7 separate regions of the Homo sapiens genome follow, and all the other regions are linked to region 3. A link is a loop called in an ENCODE intact Hi-C map of the cell type or tissue named here. Cell type or tissue: heart right ventricle. All regions are shown on one strand. Region 1 overlaps RBMS1 (RNA binding motif single stranded interacting protein 1). Region 2 overlaps RBMS1 (RNA binding motif single stranded interacting protein 1). Region 3 has its middle 190 kb from the start of TANK-AS1. Region 4 holds the start of MIR4785 (microRNA 4785). Region 5 overlaps ITGB6 (integrin subunit beta 6). Region 6 overlaps RBMS1 (RNA binding motif single stranded interacting protein 1). Region 7 overlaps RBMS1 (RNA binding motif single stranded interacting protein 1).

Evidence for each region. A loop is a pair of places that touch in the nucleus more often than their neighbours do. Peaks named below come from ENCODE experiments on the same cell type or tissue, not always from the same donor. Only the 100,000 strongest peaks of a DNase experiment are listed, where the experiment ranks them.
Region 1: a loop joins it to region 3, with 4 times the contacts of the local background. A loop is called at or near these places in 26 of 110 quality-filtered maps.
Region 2: a loop joins it to region 3, with 2.3 times the contacts of the local background. A loop is called at or near these places in 33 of 110 quality-filtered maps.
Region 4: a loop joins it to region 3, with 3 times the contacts of the local background. A loop is called at or near these places in 18 of 110 quality-filtered maps.
Region 5: it touches region 3 in a loop (2.7-fold over the local background); 22 of 110 quality-filtered maps call a loop at or near these places.
Region 6: a loop joins it to region 3, with 5 times the contacts of the local background. A loop is called at or near these places in 64 of 110 quality-filtered maps.
Region 7: it touches region 3 in a loop (2.6-fold over the local background); 4 of 110 quality-filtered maps call a loop at or near these places.

The regions. Positions count from the first base shown.
Region 1 is chr2:160,427,739-160,431,738 of GRCh38, forward strand. The region is part of intron 1 of RBMS1 (RNA binding motif single stranded interacting protein 1); the gene reads right to left. Among named protein-coding and RNA genes, the nearest start is that of MIR4785, 22 kb to the left of the region's middle. In heart right ventricle, a CTCF peak has its summit at 1,696 (motif pointing right); a DNase peak (open chromatin) is centred at 536; H3K4me3 peaks cover 915 bases; H3K27ac peaks cover 2,597 bases.
Region 2 is chr2:160,413,369-160,417,368 of GRCh38, forward strand. All of the region lies in intron 1 of RBMS1 (RNA binding motif single stranded interacting protein 1), which reads right to left. Among named protein-coding and RNA genes, the nearest start is that of MIR4785, 7.5 kb to the left of the region's middle. In heart right ventricle, no CTCF peak of the experiment used is centred here; no DNase peak of the experiment used is centred here.
Region 3 is chr2:160,968,445-160,972,444 of GRCh38, forward strand. No RefSeq gene overlaps it. Among named protein-coding and RNA genes, the nearest start is that of TANK-AS1, 190 kb to the right of the region's middle. In heart right ventricle, a CTCF peak has its summit at 1,986 (motif pointing left); a DNase peak (open chromatin) is centred at 1,979; H3K4me3 peaks cover 470 bases; H3K27ac peaks cover 1,073 bases.
Region 4 is chr2:160,405,998-160,409,997 of GRCh38, forward strand. The region is part of intron 1 of RBMS1 (RNA binding motif single stranded interacting protein 1); the gene reads right to left. MIR4785 (microRNA 4785) reads right to left here and starts at 1,885; the gene lies at 1,813-1,885. RefSeq lists silencers at 1,233-1,322, 1,573-1,722. In heart right ventricle, a CTCF peak has its summit at 1,719; DNase peaks (open chromatin) are centred at 1,104, 1,854 and 2,204; H3K4me3 peaks cover 3,136 bases; H3K27ac peaks cover 3,895 bases.
Region 5 is chr2:160,108,196-160,112,195 of GRCh38, forward strand. ITGB6 (integrin subunit beta 6) reads right to left here. Exons shown (of 15, transcript NM_000888.5): 13 at 3,885-4,000. Among named protein-coding and RNA genes, the nearest start is that of PLA2R1, 48 kb to the left of the region's middle. In heart right ventricle, a CTCF peak has its summit at 1,939 (motif pointing right); a DNase peak (open chromatin) is centred at 1,966.
Region 6 is chr2:160,322,014-160,326,013 of GRCh38, forward strand. The region is part of intron 2 of RBMS1 (RNA binding motif single stranded interacting protein 1); the gene reads right to left. Among named protein-coding and RNA genes, the nearest start is that of LINC02478, 52 kb to the left of the region's middle. In heart right ventricle, CTCF peaks have their summits at 2,358 (motif pointing right) and 2,567; a DNase peak (open chromatin) is centred at 2,328; H3K27ac peaks cover 1,894 bases.
Region 7 is chr2:160,289,923-160,293,922 of GRCh38, forward strand. All of the region lies in intron 6 of RBMS1 (RNA binding motif single stranded interacting protein 1), which reads right to left. Among named protein-coding and RNA genes, the nearest start is that of LINC02478, 20 kb to the left of the region's middle. In heart right ventricle, CTCF peaks have their summits at 1,636 and 2,461; no DNase peak of the experiment used is centred here; H3K27ac peaks cover 3,922 bases.

The DNA of each region.
Region 1 (4,000 bases), 540 kb before region 3:
GCAGGGTGCCTGTGTCCAGTTTCATAATCACATAGTACACTCACCCTACAGGATTATGTTCTAGGCAAGTTCGAATGTTAAGTTGAATTTCATTCTCTTCAGGAAGTGACTTTTACTCAAGATTGAATACAGCTGTTAGCACAGATCACTGTTCCAAAAACATTTCTATGAGAGCTGGAAGAAAACACCATTTTAAGAAATGCAAATTCACTTTCATTATTTCAAATCTGTGCAAGCAAAGCTGGAAGGGAATCTCTGGTCTCTGTTTGTTAGTTAAATTAGGTTATTATAAATATTTAAGAGAAAACATGCAGGATGGCTACGAGATGGCTATAAGACTTTCCATGTACTTCTGGAGCCTACATATTTTAATCACCAGTTTGTTTATAACAAATACAGTGGCTTGGTTTTTGTTTCAAAAATCAAAGTTATACTCAATTTCTCCTTAAATTTCACTCTCTAATACAACTTGGTTTTCTCTCTTTATATTCACAGAAATGTAGCCTGGCAAAAAACGTGGGGTGGCCTCAGCAGAGGAAATGCTGCCAGCTGAAAACACCGGATGTAATCGAGACCACAAGAGACACAGACTTAGTTATAAATGTCGAACTAAAAAGAGGTATTGGAAAGAAACAAAGTCTAACTTTTTATTGGCTGGATTAATTATTGTAGTGAAATCTTGCTATTTCATAGTTTAGTCCCAAACAAAACAGCATGTCGGGGAATTATTTTTATAATCCTAGGTTCCACTTTCTAGAGCTTTAAAAGAAGAAGAAGAAGAAGAAAAAAACTCTATGGATTCTTACCATCCCTGGCCATTTTCCTACTACTGTGGGTAGGAGAACAGAGGTTTTGGGTGTCAACCTACGAGACAGTACAGGATAGGTTGGATCGGCTTCCACAAATAGCTGGGAAAAGAGCATTTTTAAAGAATGTCTTTTAGCATCACAGAAATGTCCTTTTACTATATAAAGAACCAGAATAAATCTGTCTATAGATGGACCCGTAACAGACTAAGTTAATTAGTATTATTAATTCTCTTTGGCAATGGGGTGGGGATAAGAAAACTTAATTTACAAAGTCTGTAATAGCTGTTTTTCTATTCCCGCCCTTTGACATTGTGCTTCCTTTTGTATGGCGTAATGGTGATAACCATGTTCCTTCCCTATTGGCTATGAAAATCCAAATTTGAATTCAAGACAAGCATAACACTTTGGGATCCCTATGATCCTCCTAGTTTGGCTATTAGTGCTTTCCAAGCTGCACTTTTCAACAGTTATCTATTGCTTTCTATGTAAAGATTGTTTCAATTAAATACATTTGTCTGTTCAAAAAATAATTCTTCAGGCAAAAATTTAAAATTTAATTTACTTTTTAGCCAGGGAAAATGATATTTTAATTGTCAAAATATAATAGTTTTTATTTAAGACCCTGACTAAAGGGAGCAGTTAGCAGTTTTTGCACTTTAAAGTTAACAGGAAGTCTCCTTTCTTCCTTTTTTTTCATATAATATGATCAATGTTTCTTGGAAAGGTTAACATTTCTCATAAGAGATTAAAGGACCCACCATAACTCACACAGGAGAAAGTGGGCATCTTCTGATGGTAAGAACAGGTCATTTTTGAAACTATGTTGTTATACATGTCAGCCATCTTATTAAGTAAGCTCTTGGAAAAAATAAAAGAAAATCTTTTGCCACTAGAGGGAGTTCAAAATTCCCTTTGTATCAGTAAACACGTAAAGTGCATTTAACCTCTGAAACAATAAAAACTATGATTGTAGTACACTTTTTAAAAAATTAAACAATAAGACTAAATCAAGAATTAGGTTTTTGGGGAATATATCTTTTCCTTCAGTTAGAATAGCTATGGTGAATATATGCCATGGTTATTATGTACAGCACACATATGTTAAAGGTAACTTAATAATTTTAATATCTGGAAGCAGTACAATGAATAAGCATTCTTATTCATTGGGATTGTAATCTTTTACTCTTTCAAGCTGTATTTAATAATAACTGTGGTAGACATTTCCAGAAATACCTGCCCACAATCCCTCCCACTCTGCATGTGCTTTCCCAATGTGATTCTCTCCTCCAAAGTCCAGGACTGGAACCTGTTTCACCTCTCCTTGCCTAAGGGATGGCCCTGTGTGACAGTAGAATGCAGAAGTATGGCTGAGTGACTTTCAGATCTGGGCCTGAAGAGGCTTTCAGCCAATCACCCTGTAAAGAAATCTGGGCTAGTCTGCCTTCCAGTTAGAATCCACATGGAAAGAGAGGCTGTACAGAATGAGAAGCTACACAGAGGAGAATGGAGGCACTCCAGTCAACAGCCAGACAACTGTGAGGCATGTCAATGAGGCCATCTTGGACATTCAATCCCCAGCTGAGCTCCCAACTGCATGCAGCTGCCTGAGTGACCCAGCCAAAGTCAAATGGAGCAGAAGAGCCACCCAGCTGATCCCAGCCAACCCAGGAAAATGCAAAATTTTAAGTCATTTTTAAGTTTTAAGTCATTTTTAAGTCATTTTAAGTTTTAAGTTGGAGGTAATTTGTTACTCCATAATAGATAATTGAAACAATAATACTAGTAAATATGTTTGTATCATGGTCTATATTTTTTAAAAGCCCTTTTACATCCACTATTTCCTATAGCCATACCATGCAGTGGGAAACTAGATCAAAGGTTAAATATCCTGGCCAAGATCTTGGAGTGCTTAAAAACAAATACAAAGTTTAAGAGAGAGATGTTTCTCTTAAGTAAATGCTATATATCCCTATTTTTCTACTTTTTATCTTATGTAGTAGTGATTAACAAATAATCAAGTATTGGTTAACAACTACTTTCTCCCGTGCTTCTTTTCCATAAGAACTAGTTAATCTAAACAATTGTATTCATTTATTTTTCTATTAGTCCTACCAGTTCAAAAAGTAAAAATAGTATTTTGGGACCTGTGCCTCTTTATTTATGCACACCTCTAGCTGTGTTTTGATGTTTGAGAAATGTTAATTATTTGAAAGTTCTACACACAAAGCACTGACAGCTTCAAGTGGTAAGCTGAATTTTTAAATGTGAAATGACCCTTAATTCTTTCCTTGCTTATTCTCATTGTAGACAAGTTTTACAACTCTCCTATCTGCTTGACTTTCAGTTGCATGAAATAATGATGGGGCGCTTAGCACCAGGTCCTTTGCATTTTGGTTCCCCATCCCCCTTTCCCTCCTCCAGGGTTACCTGTGATATTGTATATGACTGATATGGACATGACGGTCCCAGCAAGAGAAAGACACTGGATTTTTCCCACTGATAGCTAAGTGTTCTTGCGGGGAGTTGTGTGTGGCAGGAGGAATGGTCTCAGAATCCAAGAATGGCCTGGGTTACCTAGGCAATAGTCTAATAAAATAGTCTAATAAAATTAGACTATTGCCTAGGTAACCCAGGCCATTCTTGGATTTATTAGTTTATTCTGAAAATCTGCTAGAAATCAGATTTTCAGAATAAACTAAGTGGTCCACATTCAAGACAGAATAAAATTCAAGTTTTGAAAGCTTTGGATCCAGACCGAATCAACCTACTAGCCAGATTCTTTTCTGAGGAAGCAAGCATCCCACTATCTTTTGGTACAAAGGTTCTCATTACCTGCAGAAGACATGCTACTTCCTCGTTTCCCACAGCAGTCACAATGCAAATGAGAACAATAAGTATAAATGTTAAGTTATAGAGGCTGGAAGCCAGGAATCTACTGGGAGGCTGTTAAGATAAATGTAGATTAAGCATCTTCTACTTGATACCTTCCAAAGTCTGTTTCATAATCTTAGGCTAAAGAACCAAATCTTTCACATGGCCCACATATCTCTGCAAGACTTGACTCATACTTATTTCTCCAGTACTATCTTGCACTATTGTCTTCCTCACCACTAAGAACCAGGTAATCTGGACTTTCAGTTCCTTATACTTGCAAGGCAACCAATCCAGCAGTATGTTTCACACATGCTATT
Region 2 (4,000 bases), 560 kb before region 3:
CAGCAGATTCTTTCTGTTCTTTCCTCGTACAAAATAGAGTTGATAAAGTACCCTATTTCTAAAGTAGCAGCAACATTTTCTATTATTTACTATTTTGCTTTTTAAAAAATCTGCAATTCTTATTCCAAACGTAAAGGCTCCCTAGACATGTATAAAAGTACATGCGTATAAAACTGAAACCACTGTAATAAAATAAAACTATAGCTATAATCCTAGAAGGTATAGAGAACAATACAAACACAGCCATATTCTGATGAGTCCTACCAGAAGCCATAGTCTGATTATTCTGTCCTGGTTAACAAAACAGAATAAATGAGTTTTGTCCCACTGCTGCTTCTCTGCATGTAGTATTAAATAATAATAGCTGTCATTTATTGAGTAACTAACTATATTCCAGGCACTTTCTAAGCACATTACACACACATACCCCAGGACAGAAGAATGACTATCCCATTTTACCAAAGAGAAAACTGAGTAACTTGCCCAAGGTCACAAATCCAATACATAGTAGAGTTGGGGTTTGATCTTGGGTCTCTTTGACTCCAAAGTCCCCTGTCTCCAATAATATTAATAATGGTTATTACTACTATTAGCTATGGATCAAGTCCAAGCCCCATAGAGAAAAACTTACATGGTATTAAGAGCCAAAGCTTGGGCATCAGAACACCTGACCCTGAATCCTGGCTTCACCATTTACCATCTGTGTCACATTGGGCAAGGCACTTATCCCTTCTAGAAGCCCCCATTTGCTCAGTTGTAAAAGCATGTGGATTTACATTGAATTTCCATTCCACTGAATATAAATGCAAACTTTCCAATATTCGAATATATCGTGAATAGTACAGGTATATATATTCAGCCCCAACCTAGCATCTAAATCTCACTTCACTGATGGTTGCTAAGGTATAACTTCTCTCTTTAAACCAGTTTTTTTGTTTTTTTGTTTTTTTTTCTGGAATCATTGGTGGGACAGAGTTAGGAGAGAAGCAGAAAAATTTATCTTCTGGGATATTGTAGGATGGCTGAGATGGTGGTTAGGTGAAAGTTATTTCCAGAATCCTGAACTGGAACCAAGTTTTATTTTCCCTCAAAAAAGGGTGAGAGACCATATTAGATATTAGCTAAGTTATGAGATTCATAGATGCTTATTTTAGGTCAACTAAAATCCTAATCACCATTTACAACATCTCTCTATGAAGAAACATCCTCCAAATTTGAAACAAATAACTTATAAACATTTTGTGATCTAATCTGTTCATAAATTAGTTATTGCTCTGCTCTGGCATAATAGTTAATAAAAATTCAAAGCTGACAGCAATTTTTGGCATAAGGGTTATCTATAAGTTTCTGTCCCTAAGTTTTTCTATTAAAAAAATCGTTGAGTTAGCTAGCCCAACTAACCTGGGAGGCTGAGGCTGCAGTGAGCCGAGATTGCACCACTGCACTCCAGCCTGGGCAACAGAGCAAGACCCTGTCTCAAAAAAAAAAAAAAAATCTATAAAAACAGGTACATGGAGTCATATCCTTTTCAAAAATACAACATCTGAATAAAATGCCATTTAAATTAAAATTCAAGATTTTGCTTTGGCTTAAACAACAGTGAATTTGTAGCTATAGATCAAATTCCACAGCAAAATAAGTAAACTATTTGGGATACCAAGACAAAGAGAAGGTCCATTTTTCATATATTGTGAATTGCTGTTTTCCTAAATTGACTGGACGATGTCTCAATCTTCTATACTCTGATTGTGCAAATCTAGTATGGAGCTGTTATTCTCCATGCCTATTGTAAGCCTATAAAAATGTAAGTGCTTATTTTCAGAATATTTCAAGTTAATTCAATGAATTTTCCATGAATTATAGTAAAACTCATAAATTGTGATGGAAAGATATTACTAGGTAATCTCTGAAATTACAGTAGTAGAGCTGGAGTTTGATCTTGGGTCTCTCTGACTCCAAAGAGATGGAAGTAACATAATTACCTATGTATGTGAGCAAACTGTGGGTAAAAGACAAGAGCTGAGGTGAGGAAGGAAGGAATGGGTGTGCTGGGAAAATTTCTGATCACATCCACTCTTGCTACTAGGACCTGGGAAGAGACAGAAAGTACTTAGGAAATTTAAAAAAAAAATTGTGGAAAACTGGAGCCAAAAATCTTTATATCGTGGGAAACAAAATTAATTCAAACCTGGAATGACCATGTCCTTTACATGAGTAAAAAGCTAACTTTAACAGCAAACTGTACCCGGGAAAAACAAAACCCTCATGTAAGCTAACAATTGCAAAAGGTTATTTAATAAGAATTTCCTAATTATCTGTAGGGAGAGGGTGCATAACCAATGTCTATCCAAAACCTAAGATGGATAGCACAAGTAAGGTTTTAAAGCATTCAATACACAGAAGGAAAGAAACAGTAAGTTTCCTTTCTCTTCAGTTGCTAAAATTACCATTAAATTAGGTCTATTTCATTTAAAGAGGAGGATGCTAGAATAATTAATGATGTCCTTTATGTAAATGAGAATACTGAAAAGCCTTTCATTCTCCCCTGAATTATAAAGGTTCAAATAAGAAGATATGGAATTACAAATGAATTTCTATTCAGTTGAATATGTATGAAGGTAAAGTTTCCAACATCAGGATACATAGTTAAGAGTACTGAAATAGGATATTTAAGGAGTTTATAAAAATTCCCCACCCTGAGTATCTTTAAGAATGACTAGTTCTGGGTTATCTAGTATGTTTAACACATGGGGTGAACTGATGACAGACCTGTGGCAAATTGATACTCCCCAAGTGAAGAGAAGGCAAATGAGGAAATTCCGATGTTGCCATGACAATGTGACTGATCATGACATCAGTGATTCCTAATTCCAAACTGTAAAAAACACTCCCAGAACGCTGACAACATATTAGATACTCCCAGAACCACCCTTCCTTCACCTCCCAATCTAATGTTTGATCTAGTGGCAAATACAATGTTTCAAACAAGTCATTATTATTAAGTGTTAAAATTCAGTTAGACTCTTTTAAACTGGAGAAAGTGCCAGAAGGAAGAAGTAGATAACTTCTGAAGACATTTACATTTTTGGGGGCTATTTACATTTTTCACATGTAAGACATAATGAATTTATAAAAATGTTACAATTTATAAAATGCTTTATTATGCATTATCTCATTAAAGTCTAGGGGAAGGAGGCAGGACAGGTATTCTTACCACCTGCCCCTGCCCCGCCACCAGTGCCGACCTTTTTTTGAACAGGTAGATACCCTCAGGTCGATCAGGCAACTTGCCCTCTGACATGAAGCCCTAGAAATATAGAATTTCAGAGGTGGAAAGAATTATTAAGGGCCGGTCCTTGTAATTGCTATACAATAATCATTATCAATAAATCTTTCAGTAATTGAATGAATGCTACTGTCTCTCCTTGGACACCTAGACCAATAATAAATTCATTCCATCTATTCATATTTAGCCATATCTACTAGAAAACTTTGTTAAACAGCCTTGAAATCTGAAACCATCCATCATAGTTCTACCGCAGGACTAGAATCGGTGGCTTCTATAGATTGTATAGTGCTTTTTCTCTGTATTCTGTACTGGTCAACTTATAAAAGTGAGAGCTAAGTCATCTTTTCTTGCGCTTTAAGAATCTTATAAGATTGCTTAAGCAGTCTGTAAATCTCTAACAATTTAACTTAACCTAATGTCCTGCACATAGTTATGTTTTGTTGCAGGCATGAATGGATGAGGTAAAAGTTTTCTTGCGCGTGCACACACACACACGCATGCACACACACACAGAAAGGACAGAAATAATTTTCACCTTCTTTTCAAAACCATGAATATCTGGGTTAAAAAGAGTTATATATATGTAAAAAATGTAGTGATGCAGTAATCAAATAAGAAAGAACATGCTTTATAAACTACATAGTGAATTTGCATCCTAATCTTTAGATTACTTAAGATCATAAAGAGAGACTGTAAATAAGTGTTGCATTT
Region 3 (4,000 bases):
CTCCTTCCTACTTTTATCTCTCTTCACCTTCCATTCCACCTGTTCCAAGCTCATTGTCTGATAGAGGAGAAGATCACAGAAAGTAGAAAAGAAAGGAATCTTTTCCTGGCTTTGGACTTTCAAAAGGCGAGTGAAAGATTTAGAAGAAAATGAGATGATTCCTTGGTAGTTGTCCTCATTTATACCTCCATCTCCAATCCCTTCATCCCCTCAAAGCCAGAGAAGAATTCCCCAGGCCTGGGGGAAGGTTTGGAAAATAGGTGGTGGGAAGTGATGTGAGAGAAATGTCCTCCTGGAAGATGCCCTTCACCTCAAGGACAAGAGTAGAAGCAAGTTTAAAGCCAGCCCAGCCTTCGCCCAAACAAGGATGTACATTAGGGGCTATGCTACCTGTCCATCCTTCCCACTGGCAGCTAGTGAGGACTTCCCTTCCACAGCATTCAGCACTTTGGCACTGGAGCGCCATCTTTTTCTGCCAAGTTACCACAGATAACTGCCTAGTCCAGTCCAATGGTTTTCAAACATTAATGTGCATCAGAATCACTTGGGGGGGCTTGTTAAGACACAGATGGTCAGGTTCCACCACTAGAGTTTCAGATTCAGCAGGTCCCAGGCGCAGATGGAGAATTTGCCTTTCTAACAAGTTCCCCAGTGATGCCAATGGTGCAGGTCTAGGGACCACACTTTGAGGAGTGCCCTAGGCAATGCCATAGGACATTTTACTCAACAACTTTACATACAAGTTGTGGGACCTTAACCACATTTCCTATCCCCTCTGTCCCTCAGTTAACATATTAAAAAAAAATAGGTATATTACCTACCTCATACAGTTGTGGGTAAAGATTAAATGAGATGTTGCTAAAATATTTATCAAGGGAATTGGCTTATGGCACGTAATATTGCTGTTTATTATTATTTATAACAACATTTAATATAAGGCCTCTCCCCTAATTGTTTTTAATAAATGTTTTCTGGCTAGCTGAATTGTCACCAAACTTTCACAATCCCAAAAGAAAGTTGGGTAAGGCTACACACTCCTGTCCCCGCCTCTGTTCCCATGTCCATACCCTAACAATGACAGGACCAAGAAATTGCCCTCTGGTCTATCCTGCCTGAAGCCTGAGCATGTGTCCCTCTAAACCCCTCCAGACCCCGCTATGAAATATAAAGAATGTCAGCAGGCAGCAGGCCTCCGTTGTTAAGAAGAGGAAACCGGCCGGGCGCGGTGGCTCACGCCTGTAATCCCAGCACTTTGGGAGGCCGAGGCGGGTGGATCATGAGGTCAGGAGATAGAGACCATCCTGGCTAACAAGGTGAAACCCCGTCTCTACTAAAAATACAAAAAATTAGCCGGGCGCGGTGGCGGGCGCCTGTAGTCCCAGCTACTGGGGAGGCTGAGGCAGGGGAATGGCGTGAACCCGGGAAGCGGAGCTTGCAGTGAGCCGAGATTGCGCCACTGCAGTCCGCAGCCCGGCCTGGGCGACAGAGCGAGACTCCGTCTCAAAAAAAAAAAAAAAAAAAAAAAAGAAGAGGAAACCAGGAGAGGCCGGCTCCCAAAGATGTGGTCCAGTAGGAATTCAGAATCGCCAGTATTCTTAGCTCCTGCTTATCTTGGATTGAGCCTTTGTTAGATTTTTTTGTTTGTTTGTTTTTAAAGCTAAGCAGTCTTGTGAAAAGCAGCTTCTCAGTAAGCTATATAGGCACTTCCTGGTTACCCATGATATGAGAATAACCTTTAAACTATTTCCATTTCTGATCCGGGCTGGAAACAGGAAATGCATTGGGTACAGCTTTAAACAACAACAACAAAAAGGGACCAAAAGATAAACCAAATTGTCCCAGGGTTCAGAAGAGGTTTATGCTAAGCGTTAGAAGGTTCAGATTTAGTGAATCCTCCCCCACTTTCTGCCATTCCAGAAATTCCTTTTAGAGGAGGGGGAAAAAAAAAGTGAAGAGTTGTACTAAATTGCAGAGCACTGCCATCTTCAGGGCCAATGAGGAAAATTTCCCAGGGTCAGCCAGATAAATCATCTTCCTAAACACTTCATTGAAATATAATCAGATGGTTAAAAATTTGACAGCAGACAGACTGGAACAGATTTTTCTACTGTTTCCAATGTTTGAAAAGTCAGTAGACACAGCTTTTTGTGGTGTATGAACATTTAAAAAAATATTTGCTGATTGAAAAGCCATTTACAATAAATAGGAAAGTTTAAATAGCTCAAACTGCATTGCCAAATGATGGGAGGAACACAGGCACAAACATATTGTTCAGAAAAAAAAAATTCCTTAAAAAGAAAAGTATGAATCGAATGATTTAGAAATGCTGTTTGAACAGATGGTGTGATTAACAACTAGTGTGTTAGCCATCTCAGGAGCTTACAGAGAAGTAAACAAATGCAAGGGGAAAAGAATCACTTTATTCCCCCAAAGAGTGTTTAGTTCATTTCTCTATGAAAATTTAGAAGTCTACATTTTGAAAGTTGGATATCCCTAGGGGATATTGGAAATAAGAAGTGACAGGAGTCTTTTTGGAGAAAGACCACATTAGGACAAATGCAGATGCTCCCCATACAGGCTGAGGTGTACAGTCATCCAAAACGCTGGAGGCAGGTGGTGCTGTGCAGAACACACAAGCCATGGAGAAAGAGGGCTGGGTTCTCACCCTGGTTGTAGCCCCAGTTACCACTGGCCTGGAAGGCTAGCCTTGTTCTCTCTGGACCTCAGTATCTTTCTTTGGAAAGTAAGAGTGAGAACCAGATGAGCTGTACAGCTTGCTTCAAAAACTTTAATGTGCACCTGGGGATCTCATTAAAATACAAATTCTAACTCATAGGCCTGGGGTAGGGTCACAGTTTGACTTTCTACTGGCCCCCAGGCAATGCTGATGCTGCTGATCCACAGGCTACATGTTTAGGACCAGGGTTCTAAGTCCTTCCAGTGATGATACTCTATCATCTTCTGATATTCCAGGTGTTGCTCAGGCAAGAATAGAAGACCAAGTGTCTACCTCCAAAAGGTATATGACTTTGAAATGGGTAAACATATATATGTATAAACATGTAATAAACATGCCTCATGCTGAATTAATTTTGAAAGCAAATCAAGTATTTATTTGCATTATGTAATTAACAATGGAATTGACTTTTGTGAGCAGGAGAGGTGAAGGGGAAGTCCTGGGAATTGGGTGTGGAGACCACATACTATATGGGGATGAGATGAGGGGGAGATTGAGATTGGGAGCTTGAATCACCCACCAGCATCCACACAGCATATTCAAGACAGATCCTGAGACTTCACCAGAATCTGACACTTTTACTATATGAAGGGCACTGTTAAGAAAATAGAAAGGCCGGGCACAGTGACTCACACCTGTAATCCCAGCACTTTAGGAGGCTGAGGCAGGCGGATCACTTGAGGTCAGGAGTTGGAGACCAGCCTGGCCAACATGGCAAAACCCTGTCTCTACTAAAAGTACAAAAATTAGCCAGGCGTGGTGGCAGGCACCTGTAATCCCAGCTACTCAGGAGGCTGAGGCAGGAGAATCACTTGAACCTAGGAGGCAGAGGTTGCAGTGAGTTGAGATCGTGCCATTGCACTCCAGCCTGGGCAACAAGATCGAGACTGTCTAAAAATAATAATAATAATAGAAGAACTGAGAGGAAATATTTGCAAATTGCATATCCTACAAAGCACTTATATCCAGAATGTATAAAGAATTCTCAAAACTCAACAGTAAGGAAATATCCCAATTTAACAACAGGCAAAAGACTTGAACAGAGACTTATCCAGAGGAGAGATATGGGTGCCAAATTAAAGACGCTCAACATCACTAGCTACTAGGGAAACTCACATTAAAACCATGATGACATACCACCATACACCTATCCCAATGGCTAACATAAAAAATATTGACAATACCAAGTGCTGGTGAGGATATGGAAAACTGGATCACTCATATATTGCTGATGGGAATGTAAAATTATATGACACTCTTGAA
Region 4 (4,000 bases), 560 kb before region 3:
TTCTTTTAAATGAAGCCACATGAAATGACTTCGAGATGCCTGCTTCTGAATCTTGACTATCTTAGCATATCCTTCAGCCGAGTCATAAATGCAGATTTTATTTATTTAATTAATTAAAGGAAAGAACTTCTTAACCCAGGTAAAAGTTCCATGGACTTCCACATCAAGGGCACACAGACCACGGTGTGTGTTTACTGCCTCTTTAAAGAAAAGTTAACATAGAAAAGAACCAAAGACCAGAAGGCAGAAAACATTTCTTTTCGACACTGCCAAAATACTTGCAAATACACTTACGCTAGGACATACACACAAAAAAGAATGACTCTGACGACAACAAGACCTAAACATAATCAATAATCCTGTAAATACCTAAAGGGAAGCCACCAAGCATCACTGCCATCGGTCGTGATCTTAAGAGAGCCACGGTCTGCATGGAAGGCTACAGTTCGCTTGCATCCTTTTTGGGATAATAACTTAATTGATTTGTCTCAGTGGCTAAGGATGCAGACAAGAGATTTATTATGGAGGAAAAATATCTGCAATCCTGTTTTTGTTTTCTCAACAAGCATCTTGCCACTGACCTCTAAATCAATTTAACCTTTTCTAAACAGACTTGCACATTTTTTAGATAATTTAAAGCTACGTTTTGTTATTGCTGCTGCTGAAAGGCTCTGTGAGATGTATCACAACATGGCTTCAGTAACCTTCTTTTAAAAACAAAGATGAAAAACAAAAGGCCTCAACTATAAGCTCCCAGCTCCATTCCTTTTCCCAGCAGGGGATTGTGATCTAACCACTGAAGTGGCTTTCGAGTTCAATCTGTTAAAAAATGTATGAAACGGTATTAAAATAGGAAAGAGCATGTGTATGACTCAGGCATATCCAAGTATCTTCTGCAACTAGGATGTCACAGGATTTCCCTGTGCTACTGAAAACCTTGAGAAAGTGACAGTAGAAGTTCCTGTTTCTTTCTCTTTTTTTTTCTTTAAATGAGGGGGGCGCGCGCGAACACACAGACACACACAGAGACACAGACACACACACACAGACACACGTCTTCCGGGTTTCCTACGAATCAGACAGGTTCTCTGAGGTTCCTAGCGAAGACTGCACACCAGCGTGACGACTTATTACCGCACTCCGCTACACACAAAGGTTTTGGGAAAAACCCAAACTTGTTGCAGAGCTGGGTGAAGCCCCCGGCCCGGCGCGCTTCTGCCCTCGCCGGCTCTCCGCTCCTGCCCCTGCCCCTTCCTCCACTTCCCACCCTGCCCGGCCCGGGCGGCGGCGGCGAGGGCATCTCCCCTGCTCAGGTCGCCGGCCGAGCAGTCCCCGCGGCCGCCTTCCTGGGAAACAAGGTCACCGCCCAGCCGGTCCCTCCGAGGAGGCGCGGAGCCCCTGAGCGCGGCCCCCTTTGTAACGCGGGGCTCGCCGACCTCGGCGCGGCATCCCGGCCGCCGCCTCACCTGCTTGCGATAGGGCGTCCGGCAGTTGCTGCTGCCCCCGGGGTTGCCACTGCTGCTGGGGAAGATCATCGCTGCGGGCGGCGGCGGCGGGTGCGGGCGCGGGCGCGGGCGCGGGGCAGCCTCGCCGCGAGGGGGAGGGCGCAAGGAGGTGGCCGGCCGGGCCCGGGGCCGCGGCAGCTCTGGGAACTCCCTCTCGCCGCGCGGCGGCGGCCGGCGGGGGCTGCAGCTCCGCGCTGACTTCCCCTCCGCCTTCGACCTCCGCACTCGCCTAAAAGTACGGCGCGGCAGCGGGCGAGACTCGAGCAGCTCGGGCAGCCGCCGCCCTGCGTGCCATGGACGGGAGTTCGCGCGCGGAGCTGGCGGCGTCGCCGACTCTCCCGGCGGCAGCGGAGGAGCAGCGCCGCCGCGTCCCCACCTACCGCGGCCTCAACCACCGCCCTGAGAGCGCGCCGGCCGGGGGCGGGGAGGCGGCAGCGCACCGCCTCGCGCCGCGCCCAGGCCCACCCGCGCCTCCCCGCCCGCCCGCTGGGCGCGGCGCCTGCCGCCCCATCGCCCGCCCGGCCCCCGCGCTCTCCCTCCCGGGATCGGGGCCGGAGCCGGGGCCGGGCGGCCCGGGGAGCAGCCGGCGCCCCCGCTCTGGTGCAATGGTTGGGTCTGGCTCCCCGCATGCCGCACATTCCTCGGAGTAGCCAACCCCCCTCCTCTGTTCTTTTTCCCCCTCGGTTCTTTCCTAAGCACCAGCGGCAGCTTTGCACCCCGGCTCGAAGCCCCTTTTAAGGTCGTCGCTTCGGGGACCACTCTGGCACCTCGGTCTTCCCTCTCTTCTTCACCTTTCGAACTAGGCCCCCCGCGCCACTCTTCAAGAAAAGGTGTGGACAATCACCCCTACTTCAACGAACACACGACCCTCCCGTCAAACCTCTGCAAATCTCCATCCCCCGATTCACACGCTAAAATTTTAGCAGAGGAAACAGCTCTCCACTCCCCAGCCCCTCACCCAAATACGATCGGTAAAGTTTTGTTTTATCCCTAAGCCAGAGTTTACCAGCTTTCCTTCAAGATGATAATATCAAGGAGCGAAAATCATTTAAGGCCACCGGTTTGGTAAACCTTTCTCCCTAAAACCTGGAACAGTGTAATCCTTCCTTATGTTAATTATTAGATGCGACACAAATGTGTTTTCTTAGGACACAGAAACTCGGCAAAAAAGAGACAAAGGGAGGAGGGACTTCCCTTTGTTTCCCGATGTAAATGACCTACGGCTGCTCAAGCCGTCCCTTTTCTCGACCACCTTTCCGTGGACGTATGAAGCCCCGAACCTGTGCAGTGCAGAAGGCCTCCACAGCAGCCCGGACTGACAGAGCCTGCGGTCTCTGGATAAGCCACTGGGACGGGCTTGCCATCCTTCACATTGGCCTGTTCCACGGTGACTTTTACAGAATACTATCGCTGCAGTAAATACTACAGAGTTCTTCCTTGGTTTCTGGTCTCTTAATACCTTCCTGGAAAGGCTCATCTGCCATGATAATGAAAAATCCTAACTTGTCTAAAAAGTGAAGGCGTATGCCTTCTGGCTTCCCTAAGGAAAACAGTGTCCCCTATGGAAATGAAGTCTTCTGGCAAAGCTGTGGCCATTCAAAGGCTTTTCTAGCAGCAAGGAACTGGAAAAAATATTCATCCTAGATATCCTGCTGGTGACTTAGTGAACCTCTTCCATACTCAGGCTCTTCCAACATTCTCCAGCCAGATAACTGGAAAGCCTCACCTATTATAAATAACCGTATAAAACACACATGTAATTCCTGATTCTTTTCATTAAAAAAAAAAAAAAGCAAAGTAACTTATTCTGGGCACAGTGCTAGGTGCACAATGGACGAGTAAGAACTTGCCAGACAAAATTTACGTAAAAATCTGTCCTTTAAAGTGATTAAGTATCAAACACAGTATAATGAGCATTCATTGAAAATTGGTGTATCTGGTGGAACTATTTTCTGCTACTCCATGCATAAGACAACTGTTTTGACTTCCCTTTTGCTGTCTCCTCTCACTAGGACCCTTTACTGCAAGTTATCAAGCACAAGTATAAAATAGAAAACATTCATCAGAATGTTCAAGTCATAGGTGCCTTTCTCTGAGAACTTACTGCTCAACACCCCAGCAGCTCAGACCTGTCGTCTGTGCATCTATGGAAAAAATTCCCTGTACAACCTCAGTTGTCAAGAGTGGTCTCTTAGGAAACCACAATGTAAACCACAAAAGAAGAGAATAGATTAATTTTTCTATGGCTGTACTCTAAGGTCATGATATTTTGGATGCTGTGCAATCCAGAATGCTAAAATTTGATTGGATACACTCTGCAATAGTTTTATGGGGATAAGAAAAGTTTTTAAGTGATGATGAAATTTAAATTAGAAAACTAAAAGAATTCTAATACTAAATACTAAGATATACTAAGAATACTAAAAGAATGTTAAAAAGACTCTGGCCGGGCACGGTGGCTCACGCCTGTAATCCCAGCACTTTGGTAGGCTGAG
Region 5 (4,000 bases), 860 kb before region 3:
ACGATAAAGCAGAAATGGAGTGTGTGTGTGTGTGTGTGTGTGTGTGTGTGTGTGTGTGTGCTGCATGTCATCAGTTTTTCATGGACCTTCTTGAATCATGGGGAGTCTAGAAGACTATATTAAAAGTTATATAAAAACCTATCCCTTGGAAAAAATTACTATTTCCTTCTTTCTTTATAGACAGAAGACAATGATGGGTTTCAGTTCTGTTTTGTTGAACCCTAATGCAGTAGTCTGGTTTTGGGGAAGTTCCTAGACTAGATTCAGGAGAGGTAGATTCAATTCCCATCTGATGTACAGTAGCTGTGTGAATGTGATCCAGTCCCTTGACCTCTCTGAGCCCCAGGCCCTTCCTCTGTAAAACAAAGTTCAGTGTTCCCTTACCTTTTCTGATGATACCAATAAGCTGAACTGTTCTTGCTTACTAACACAGCTTCCTGGACCCCTTCCCCAATATTCTGATTCAGTGGGTCTTGGATAAGCCACCGATTCTGTGTTATTAAATATTCTAAATTATTCTTATCCTCAAGCAAGTCTGGGAAATTAGATGTTCTGTAGGGTACTTTCAACTTGAATATTCTATGAAATGTTATTTTGACTGTATTGAAGATATTAATGTAATTTTGCAATTATACAGTACGTTTCCTAATTCACAGCAGAATGACTAATAGTCCTTGCAATATGCCTAGGAGATGATACATTTCTTAATGAAACATTATAATTATGTTCTCCTCTTACTTTCATGGAAAAAAAATCCCACATAAAATTATCATTAGATATCTGCATCTCTCTGCAAGAAATGAGGCAAAATCCATGGGATCTGGGGAGGAAATGAATGATGTTTAGTTTATCCTAAGTCTTACTGCTTTTAGATATTTAATAAGGAGAGTTATACACATATGACTAGTCATGCTGTCTTTAAGGTAAGGATCTGGAGTTGATGTGAATCTGAGTGGGGCTAATTACCCACTAACAGCATGATGCCTGGCCTCACACACTTTTGTTCTTTGGCCAAGAAACCATGTAAAGAGATTATGCAGAAATAAGTAAAGGAGCTAATGACATAGCTATTACTGTATGAAGATCTAAAGACTATATTCTCGCATAGCAAATGAACCATAGCTGCCTCTAATAGGTGAGCACATTCCTGCAAATAAAGCGGCAGGCCTGTGTCATGAGAATATATACTGGCTACATCTTTGGCTAAGAAATGCCTGGGGTGGGGCATAGTATGTTCCTGTTCAAAGCAAGATGAAGCTTGCTACAATCCTGCACCTAGACATGAATTAGGAGGGTTCTCCAGGAGGGACTAAAGAAGAAATGGGTGCGGTCTGGCAGAGATAATTATTTTAAGAACTGAAAGTCCTCAGGAATTGTACATTTCTCAATTAAAGATGTTGGCCCAAGTGCCAGAGCAGGTCTTACACAATAGAGATCATCACTTTTCATACTTGGATGTTTCTTGAGATGCTCAGACTGAAAATGGATTTCTACGTGGAAGAAGAGGGTCACCTCTATCACTGTGGGCAATGTGGCCCATCGAGTCCAGGTTGGTGCAGCACCTACTTCTAAGGTCCTGAGTATCTAACTGTGCTACATGCGTTGCACAATCTGGTAGCTCAATGTGCATATTGAGTGCTTGAAATGTGACTTTTCCCAAGTAGCTTATGCTGTAAGGGTGAAATACACACTGATTTTGAACACTTGGCATGAAAAAAATGTAAAATATCTCAGCTTTTATACTGATTACACGTTGAAATGACAATATTTTGGATAACATCGTAAATAAAATTCATTTTACCTGTTTCTTTTACTTTTTAATGTAATTACTAGAAAATTTTAAATTACATATAGGGTTTGCCTAACAGTTCTGTCGGATGATGCTGATCTAACATCTTTTTGTGATTCAGATAGTTATGATGATTGTACAGCCAGTAGGAGGCAGTAGAGCACAGTGGTTCAGAGCAGGGGCTCCAGGCCAGGCTGCCAGAGCTCCTCCAACTAGCTCTGGCACGTAATTACTGCCAGACCTAGAAAATTATTTAATGTCTCTATGCCTCAATTTCCTTACCTTTAAAATGAAAATAATAGTGGTACCTGTTTTATATGGTTGTTAAGAATATTAAGCGAATTAATACATGTAAAATATATAAAACAACATCTGGCAAATGGTATTAGGGCTCAAAAAATGAGAGCTGCTATTATAATAATTAATATTACTATTGTTACAGCAAATACAGCACTCTTTCCCCTTTTCTATCCTCATCACCTCAAGGGCCTGGAGCCTCCAAGTTGGAACCTGTGGGTATAGCATCTACCCTAGCTGGTACTTTCCAGCCAGGAAGCCTTCCCGCCTATCATTCCTTGACTCTGTTGTGGCTCTTATGCTCTGGAAGTCCCTCCGGACTGTGGGGGAAAGAAAGAAGATGAAAGAAGCCACCTGTGTCCACAAGCACCCTGGTGGCGACCCTTCACTCAGTTCTTTTTTTCAATTTGCTTAGAGGACCCTGGGGATCAGCCCCTTTCTCACTTCTCAGTTTGCCTCTTCTACCCAAGCCTCCACCAGGCCACCCTGGGATTTTCTAGTCTGAAAGCTGTGAGACGGGAGACAGGAGGGACCATGGACCTCTGGGGACAGGTTCTGCTCTGCTGGCCCCTGGAAGTGCCAGGCCTACCCAACCATGCGGACATTTGTTGAGGAAGAGGGAGCCTGGAGGCTGTCAGGTGACTCTTGTTAAGCCTCCGGGAGGTTATGTTTCCCCTCACTTTTCCCTACTACAAAAGCATGGGGATAATAACACGCCATAATAAAAAGCATCAGGGCATCTGTGCGTGCTCTGCAGAATGGCATGTTGTGGTGCCACTCTTATTGTGTGGAAGAATAAAAGAACAGACAACAGCTCAGTAATGAGGAGGCATTTAGCCAAGGCATGTTTCACTGAAAAAAAAAAAATCACCAACTAGATACAAAAGTCTCTGAATTAAAAGCAGGACTTATTCTGGAAATTCGTTTTTGTTTTTGAAACTCGTTTTTTTCAATAGAATCAATACTGTAAGGGATGGCTTTGATTTCAAGATAACTTGCTAAAGTCACTGCCACAGTCACAGAGGGTTGGGAGTGTAGTTGGAGAATTTTATTTTGTAAGACAGATAATGAGCAGGCAGGCTTTTTTGGTATTATAAAGTAATTTCTCCTTATACAGCAGGATTCTCCTTATGTTTCCCTAATGAACGGCCACAAGACTCATTTTATGTATGCATTTCAAAGGAGTTGATTTACATGAGATTTTTCCAGAGCAAGACTCCAGGGGCACTCGGCATACCTGAGCTTCAAGGCCAAGTTCACAATCATCTTCAGATTTCAGGAAGATGATGACTGCTGCAACTACAAGTCATCTTAGCTGTTTTTTTTTTTTTTTGGCAGAGTCTCACTCTGTGCAGTGGCGCGATCTCGGATCAACGCAACCTACACCTCCCAGGCTCAAGCAATTCTCCTGCCTCAGCCTCCCAAGTAGCTGGGATTATAGGTGCAGGCCACCATACCCGGCTAATTTTTGTATTTTTAGTAGAGACAGGGTTTCACCATGTTGGCCAGGGTGGTCTCCAACTCCTGACCTCAAGTGACCCACCCTCCTCGGCCTCCCAAAGTGCTGGGATTACAGGTGTGAGCCACCGTGCCCGACCCTTATCTGGTCTTAATAAGAGACACTGGAACATACTGAACCTTCTAACTGGCATCTTTCAATCCTTGGGAAACTTTAAGAAACTTCATCAAAATTTTGGAAATGTCTTTCCTGGCATGCTACCCAGAGCGATTTTCTGGTTGCTTTCTCTTCTCCTGTGTAGTATCATTTGCCATCGGCAATGGAAGGCAAAACACCCACCTTTTTCATTGATGCTGTGAATGATGGTTTTCCCCTCATTATCTGTAGTTATTAGGAATGTAATAAGACATTCATTTTCTCCTTGCAGAGAGCAGGAAACAGAACCATCCTTTGAG
Region 6 (4,000 bases), 650 kb before region 3:
TCTTCAACTATTTAGTTGGCTATTTTCTAAGAAACTAGAAAGGGCATTACATTTGTTGACTTCCTACTTATGTCCTAGACACTGTGCCAGGTACTTTGCATGTATGCTTTTATTTAATTAACTTCACAACAATCTTATGAGGTAGGTGTTATTATTCCCATTTGTGCATATGAGAAAACAAAAAGCTCATACAAGTTTTGAGCATTACACCTTGCCTGAAATCCCAGAGCTCACAAATGAGTAAATTTTCATGGCAACTTATCAATGAAATGATTTTGAGAAACAATGCCCTCTGAGTATGGAAGAAGAAGGGTAATGGAAGGTCTGTACGGTACTCAAATATTCATTTTCCAAGCACAGGACATTTTTTACTCATTTGTTTTAAACATAAGAAATAAACACGTGGCTTATGGTTGAAAGAGGGATAACAAGACAGAGGATGGTGAGTAGAAAAAGAGTGATTTCTGACATTTATCAGTTTTACTTTCTATTGTGGTTTTCCTTGCAAGTTGTGGAGTAAGACTGAAAGACTGTGATTTCACAGAACATCAGAAACGGATTCCACTCTGTCTGTGGGGCAGCTGCATACTGGCCTTCTGCAAACAAGTGGCACAGGAAGCTGCTTATTTGGATTTACCTAAGGTGCTGAAGGGCTTCCCTTTCCTAAAATATTCTTCTTTTGGGCTGTCCACTCAATTATACCACTTCCAGCACAAGAGGCTCCCATTAAAATACAGACCCCAGAACTAGAAGATGCAACCCTTGAAATCCGTCAGGCCCTAGCTAAGTTAGCTCCTCAGTGGGCAACTTGGATATCTTATTGTGGCAATGCAGTATAGAACCAGTAGTTTTTGATGTCATGACAAAAGAGCCAGGAAAGGTCCAGATCTAGAATATGAGGAGGAGCCATATATCAAATGGCACCTCAGGGACTGGGATAAGGAGTGGGAGGGTTCACAGTAGTCATCATCTCTCTCTACTCATTTTACTTGCAGTAAGATTTAAAGTGAGGGGTGAGGGGGAGCTGTTATAGACAGTTAACATTTAATCTAATTCTGTTGTCAATCACCAATGCCTGTAAGAGTAACAGACATCTGGGTACAAATTCATAAAGCAACCAGATCTTCACCTCCCCTTGCTCCTATCTGTAGCTTAATTTTTTTTTTTTTTTTAAATCATCAGCCAGGCACGGTGGCTCACGCCTGTAATCCCAGCACTTTGGGAGGCTGAGGTGTGCAGACTGCTTGAGCTTAGAAGATCGAGACCAGCCTGGGCAATGTGGCAAAACACCCTCTCGACAAACAATACAAAAATTAGCTGGACGTGGTGGTGCACGCCTGTAGTCCCAGCTACTTAGGAAGCTGAGGTGGGAGGATCACTTGGGCCTGGGAGGCAGAGGTTGCAATGAGCCAGGACTGCGTCACTGCACTCCAGCCTGGGTGACAGAGTGAGACCCCCTGTTTAAAAAAAAAATCACTGTTACGGAATAGGGACATATGATGTACTAGGAGAAACAGGTCTCCTGACTGGCGGAATTCACACTCTAAGGACACTAAGAAAGTGCACGACCAAACAGCATGATGTAGAATTTCATGAAAGAAAAAAAAAAAAAAAAAAACTGTGACTATGAAGATTCTTTGGATTTCATCTGGCTTCAAAGTAACTGGGTTAGACCACAGCCCCAGCTACCCAGATTATAATATTCTTTGCTAGAGTAGATAATCCACTCCAGAGCAAGCTCTGACAGTAAAAAGATGAAGAGTAATTAAGAGACATGACTATATAATAATATGAATTTCAAAGGGAGAGGATAACAGGTAAAAGCTCATGTTCAAACCTCTTGGCCCAAGTGAGCTTGGCTAATAAAACCTTTTACTTAGAATTTACTAAAACTTCTTTAGTTTACACCACAGTTTTACTCATTTCTTTCTTTCCATTTAGATCTCCTCTTTCATCTGCTACAATATAAAATGTAGGTATATCTCAGTTTGCACTTAGTATATAAAGCTTAATTTTCTCCTCTGCCTCTATCACTTAGTTACTCCTAAATTCTACCTTTTTGGTAATTTATATTACAAAAGAAACACAAGCTTATTGTACACTTAGAAGACAAAGAAAAGTAGGTTGAAAAATTAAAATCACCTGAAGTCCTGGATATGATTATTGGTGCATATCATTATAGACTTTATCCACTGGCACGTACAAATGTATAAACGTATGTGTGTGCGTGCAAGCATGCGTGCGCGTGCACACACACACACACACAATTTTCCTGTGTGCTAGGGAACGTGCAGCTTTTGAAGAGTCCAGGTTATAAGCCAAAGCTCTGGAGAGTGGCGTCCACTCCAACCACCACCAACAGATGGCGACAATGGTTGTTAAGTTATTTTAATATTGGTCATTTCAGTTGTAAATTCATTTAAGGCACATGGGGTCATTTGCAGTGCTTGTGCTAGTTTTAGAATATTTTATGAATATTATTAAACCTGAAAACACAATGGGTGTGTTTAAAACAACAGTAAAAAAAAAAGTGATATGTATAAACAAAAAAGATACTTTAACTTTGAGAAAGGGCAGAATGTTGCTCATGCATATAGAATGATAGTTTTCATAATAGCTGCTCCTGAAGGACAAACAGGGATTCACACATCCCGTAAAAGACGCTGTGCCTATGTATATGACCATAATTAGCAAGTAGGAGGGACAGGGGATTGAAATGAGAAAAAGAAGAGAAAAATAAAACATCAACATCAGAAAACTTATGACCTCGTGAGTTAATTCAGGGGAATAATAAAAGTAATTACTTACAGGTATACAGCTCCTACTCTATGCCAGGCACTATTCTAAGCGAGATGTGTGTGTGTGTGTGTATATATATATATATATATATATATACACACACACACACACACACACACACACACATATATATGCGCCAATTATTTTAATCTTCTTAATCTTTTGGGGAGGTGGAGTATTACTCCTACTTTGTAGATGTGAAACTCAGGAGCAGAGTCAGTAAGGGACGTATTCAAGGTTACACAACTAAGTAGCAAAGATGGGAGGTAGAATGTTTGCTTTGGAGTTTAAAGGCCAAGCATGTTGACAGCTATGGAAACTTGGGTCACCAACCACAGACTGTGCCACAGATTGAAAGTAATTCCCAGTTTGACTCTGCACACAGCTCCAAAAGAGTAAGGAGATGAGGGGTGGACTCCGTAATTGCTAAGGTCCTTAAGACAGATGCTGATGACATTCAGGAAGAAGTTACCTGACTAAAGACCTTCTGGATACATGACATTGGTCTATCTTGGAATAACATGCCCAGTAGAGCATATACCTCAGTGAGGGGGTCGGCAGGACTGGCTTTAAAGCTTAAAAGGAATAACTAAGGTATCTATTTGAGGGAAATGAATTTGAGGACTACAAATCTATTTGAGGAAACCCCCTCTTGTTATTTTGGAGTTGCTGGGAAAAAAGAAAAAATACAATACACGTCCTCACACATGTACACACAGATGAATGCAGTTTTCTAACTCACTTTTTTGGCTGCTTTGTTTTTTCAATGGCCTCCCAGACAAAGGGGATTTCCTAAAACTTGCTTTAGCTCTTTCAACAGTGGTTGGATAGGGGAAGGAACACAAAGTATACATTACGTCTGTTTAGCAAATAAAGTTTTTTGGAGAATGAGGCCTAAAAATAGTAGAAAGGGTCATTACCCATGTTATTCTGAATTCTCACTACCTGGAATAATTCAGCTGGTTATATTTCCTTTATTTACTTGGCATGTAAAGTGGTATTTGGAGATGAGATAGAAGATGTAAAAATTTATTAGGCAATCAAAATCAAGTAAATTTTATATGACATTTACCTCTTTTGCCCTGATGATTTTCAATGTTTCTACTTCCAAGACACAAAAATTAAGGGTATAGAAAGATATTCCCCATTTCATTTGGTTGTTCTGGCCTAACTCTTACATTAGATAGCTGCCCCTTCCACT
Region 7 (4,000 bases), 680 kb before region 3:
AGGGTGGCAAAAGGGCCTGACTTATTGTAATTGATATGTGGTCTTACCATGATGTTGAGCAAGGGTTAGATGATCTGTTAGATTTTTGGGTAGGAAAAACAAACAAAACACACTGATGTCATGACCCACTTATTTTTAAGTGTGTGTGAGCGTGTTACAAAATGAGAGATCCTCATTTGGCCAGCATCTCCTGTGGCTTCTACCAAACCAGCGGTAGTCCCTAGTTTGCCTTTTGGAGCTGAATATACAGGTTACAGGTTGAAGAATCAGGAGATCCTATGTGACAGTAGCTTGTTCTATAGAGCGTACCTTTCAGCTGAACTCCAATTGTTTTTTACAAGGGAGAGATACCGGAAGACTGACATGCAGAAAAGGAAGTGCCATAAATACTAGTCATATGACTTTGAGTGATATGTAAGTTTGGCCAAATTAATATAAAAATTAATATGTAACTGTCAATCTTCTATATGCATGGTTACTTTTCCAGATTAGCAACTTTTTACCTTATTCTGCAAAGCAGTGATTACAAATAATTCTGACAAATGATTTGTGATTTAAGATGTATTCCTGTGTTAAAGTACTATAAAAATGATATAACCTACCCTTAAATCAACTGATTTTGCCAAATATGCAGAGCATTCTAGGTTAAATTTCCCCTTAATTAGTTGTGATCTTTTGGGTTTGTAAAGGGATTCTCATTCTCATCACCCAAAACTAAAGAGTTATTTTCCTGTTCATCAGAACCAACAGGAACATGCATCTCCAACAGCTTGACAACTGCAGTGTTACCTTGAGCATTTGTTAAAGGCCCCAGGCAACACTGCAATGCAAACACTGATCTAATATTTTCCGGCATCTCTTAAGAGCCATCTAAGGTAATCATGTCACTGGATTCTCCAGTGTGCTCTCAACAGAGCTTTGAGAGTGGGATGGTCTCTTACACAAGCTTGATTTTGTGGTACTGACAATCCTTCCTGAGACTGTGAGCTCCATGGATAAGGCTCAGGCTGACTTGCTGCCCATCTCCACCGAGTATTTTCCTTACCGATCTTCTGAAACTTAACTCTACAGTGATTTGTGCTCCAATGTCTTTCTTTGATATTTGTACTAAAAAATCACTTCTAGAATGCCTGCTCTGAGTAAGCACTGTAGCTCATGATGAGATCTGCAAGTCCTCCTCACTTATCAAACAGCTTGGAAGGACTTGGAGCTCTCTAGAGTTTGTAACAGAACTGATCTTTTCCTCAGCAGGTTCTAACGAAGGTCTTCTCCGTGCTTTTCCCTGTCAGATGCTGACAGCAGTTAACAGGTGGAGAAACTGTCACTTCCAAACTTCCATCTTTCTAGTTATGCTGTATTTTATCCTAATCAAAACACTGTAAAATGTAAACTGCCCTTGATAGAAGCTTCCCTATCCACTGTGGAAAACTAGTCCACTCAGCAACTGTAATTAGCTTTCTTTCTGATAATGTTGGCTACTTTCAACACTCCTCAACTCACAAAATGCAAGGAACTAGCTGCTGCTTTTAAAACATTTCAATAAGGATCCAATAAATATTATCTATTTTTTATGGGCACAACATCGTTTCCTGTTTTAGCCCTCTCCTTTTCTAACTGAATTCTGTTGACCTATTCAACCACTAGGAAGAGCTACAGCTTTTCTCTGTGGACGTTCTTCCTCCCGAGGCTGTTTAGGTTTCTCCTCCTCCCCTGTGCCTTAGGTAGTGTTTCTATCTCCAACCCAGTTTGAGAAGAGAGTAACATTTGTAATATCGTCATGTTACAATCATGTTACCTGATTATATATAGTCATGCTTTGCTCCTGCTGGGTTTGAGTTTTCTTCTTATTGAAATTCTCCTTCACCTCACTTCCCAACCCATCAACTAAGAGTTGTTTATCAGTAAAACAATGATTTGACAATATTAAAGTCATGTTAAATACAAAACAAAAACTCCATACCTCCCATGACTCCAACAAACATCTTTTAATTTTCTATATTTACTACTTTTCTAAGTCTATGTAGAGCCATTTATTTTTCACATTTGCAATGATAGGTCCTTTTCTTCTACCATTTATGTTGTGGGTCCTTCTCTACCTTGTTTAATGGTGACATAGTATTTTATTTGCATAGTTTATTATTGTAACTAACACCGCAGGAACATCTGTGTGTGGATCTTAATCTTTTTTAATTCCAGTGCCAACTGCTATAGTGGTGGGTGTACTGTATGGTGGTATTCTAACCAGTATTCTAACTGGCTCATAATTAGTCTCCAAGGGTTTAAAATTCTGCTTTTGTATTTACTAGCTAGTGACTCCGGGAAAGTTATTCAATGTCTCTGGTCTCATAATCTCTGAAATGGGGATGATAATAGTGCCTACTTCAAAAGATTGTTATAGTTAACATAATAAGTGCTTAGAAGAGCTAGTGTTCTTAACTACTGTGGCAACAGGGGGAGCTCAAACTTTTGAATTATGGCTCCTCCTCTTGTTTTCAAATGAAGAAAAATTCTCAGGAGAGGGACACTTCTGGTTCAGAAGGTCTAAACACTTGGGGACTGGCCTGTTATCCATGGGATTTGAATCTGAGAGATTTAAGGAGCTGGCTAGAGTTGCTGCCTTGGCTTCTTACAGAATGAAGAAATGTTGAAGTTATAGTTAAGGATAAAGTTACTGGTCAATGTCTTTTAGAAAACTGTTACACAATAACACCTACAACTTCTACCCAAGAGCCTTGTGCTTTAATAAAATCTTACTCCACTATTTACTCCTCACTGGCAGAACCTGATCGTGAAAGGGTGTAAAATGTTGATTTGTGAGGCTGGCTGTAGGCTGGGTGTGATCGATGGTGATAATTGTTGTAAGGCAGCCTCACCATAAGCCTGGTGTGGGGACTAGAACACTGGCACATCTCAGGTTGTGGGCCCCTGTCACTTTTTAAAAACTAGTCTTCTCCTCCTCAGTAGGAATGAATTTGAATTCTGGATCTGCAAGACCGCCCTTGCCCCACTGGCCACCTAGGCCTGTTCCAGCGCTTTTGCTGTCACGACAACAATTCTTCTTAAGAGTATAGCCCTTGAAAGGTACAGCTCATGATGCTGTGTGAGTTCAGATCCAGTTCTGTTTTATGTACCGGGTGAGGGAGATATGACTGCACATCCTGAAGGTACCAGGGACATTCCACATGTCTTCAAGTATTTCTTTTGTCCTAGAGCTACCAAAATTTTCTGTTTTTACAGGGTAACAATGCTTAAGAGAAATATTAAGGGAACAAAATGGGCAATAAAAACCTTTGAAAAATCTCCAGGCCTTTTACTAGATTCATAATTTTCCCTCTAAACATTATCTTTTCTGCTACCTGGCATAGGACAATGCCCTCATAATATCACTATACACACAGAGTTATGAAATGTGGGCAAGAGCGGTTTTCAAGCCCCACTGGACACATAACCAATTGGAAAAGTCAGAGTAACACAGAAAGCAGATGTAAAACAAGCTGAAGCCTTTGAAGGGAGTCTGCCAGCAGACACATATGCACTTCATTGAGGCTCCTCTGTGACAAGATGAAGCTGTGAGCGATGTGGCAGAATGATAACAGTGCAACACTGAGAATCTAACAGGCATTCCCTGCCCTTAGCACACAGGGACTTATTCACACTCCATTAATGTCATGGAGAGGTTCAGAAAGCGAGATGGGAAATCATACTGTCTCCTGCAGCACTGAACACACAGTTAGCCTTTGTCTTTGAGAGGTGGTGGTGGTGGCGAGGGGGAGAGGTGTTTGTGCAGGGAGTCAGGGCGCCAGAGCTGTTCTCAGCTCTAGGATAGTTCCAGCTCACATGCCATACGCATTAGTCTTCTCAAAGACTGTACTCTCTTCCAGGAAGGTCCTAGAAGAGCATTTTTAGACAAATCACTGAATCATGATCATGTGTTTCAGTGTTTTTGCCTGAGGCATGTCTCCTAATTTGGACACTGGTTCTAGATAACTAAAACTTCCCA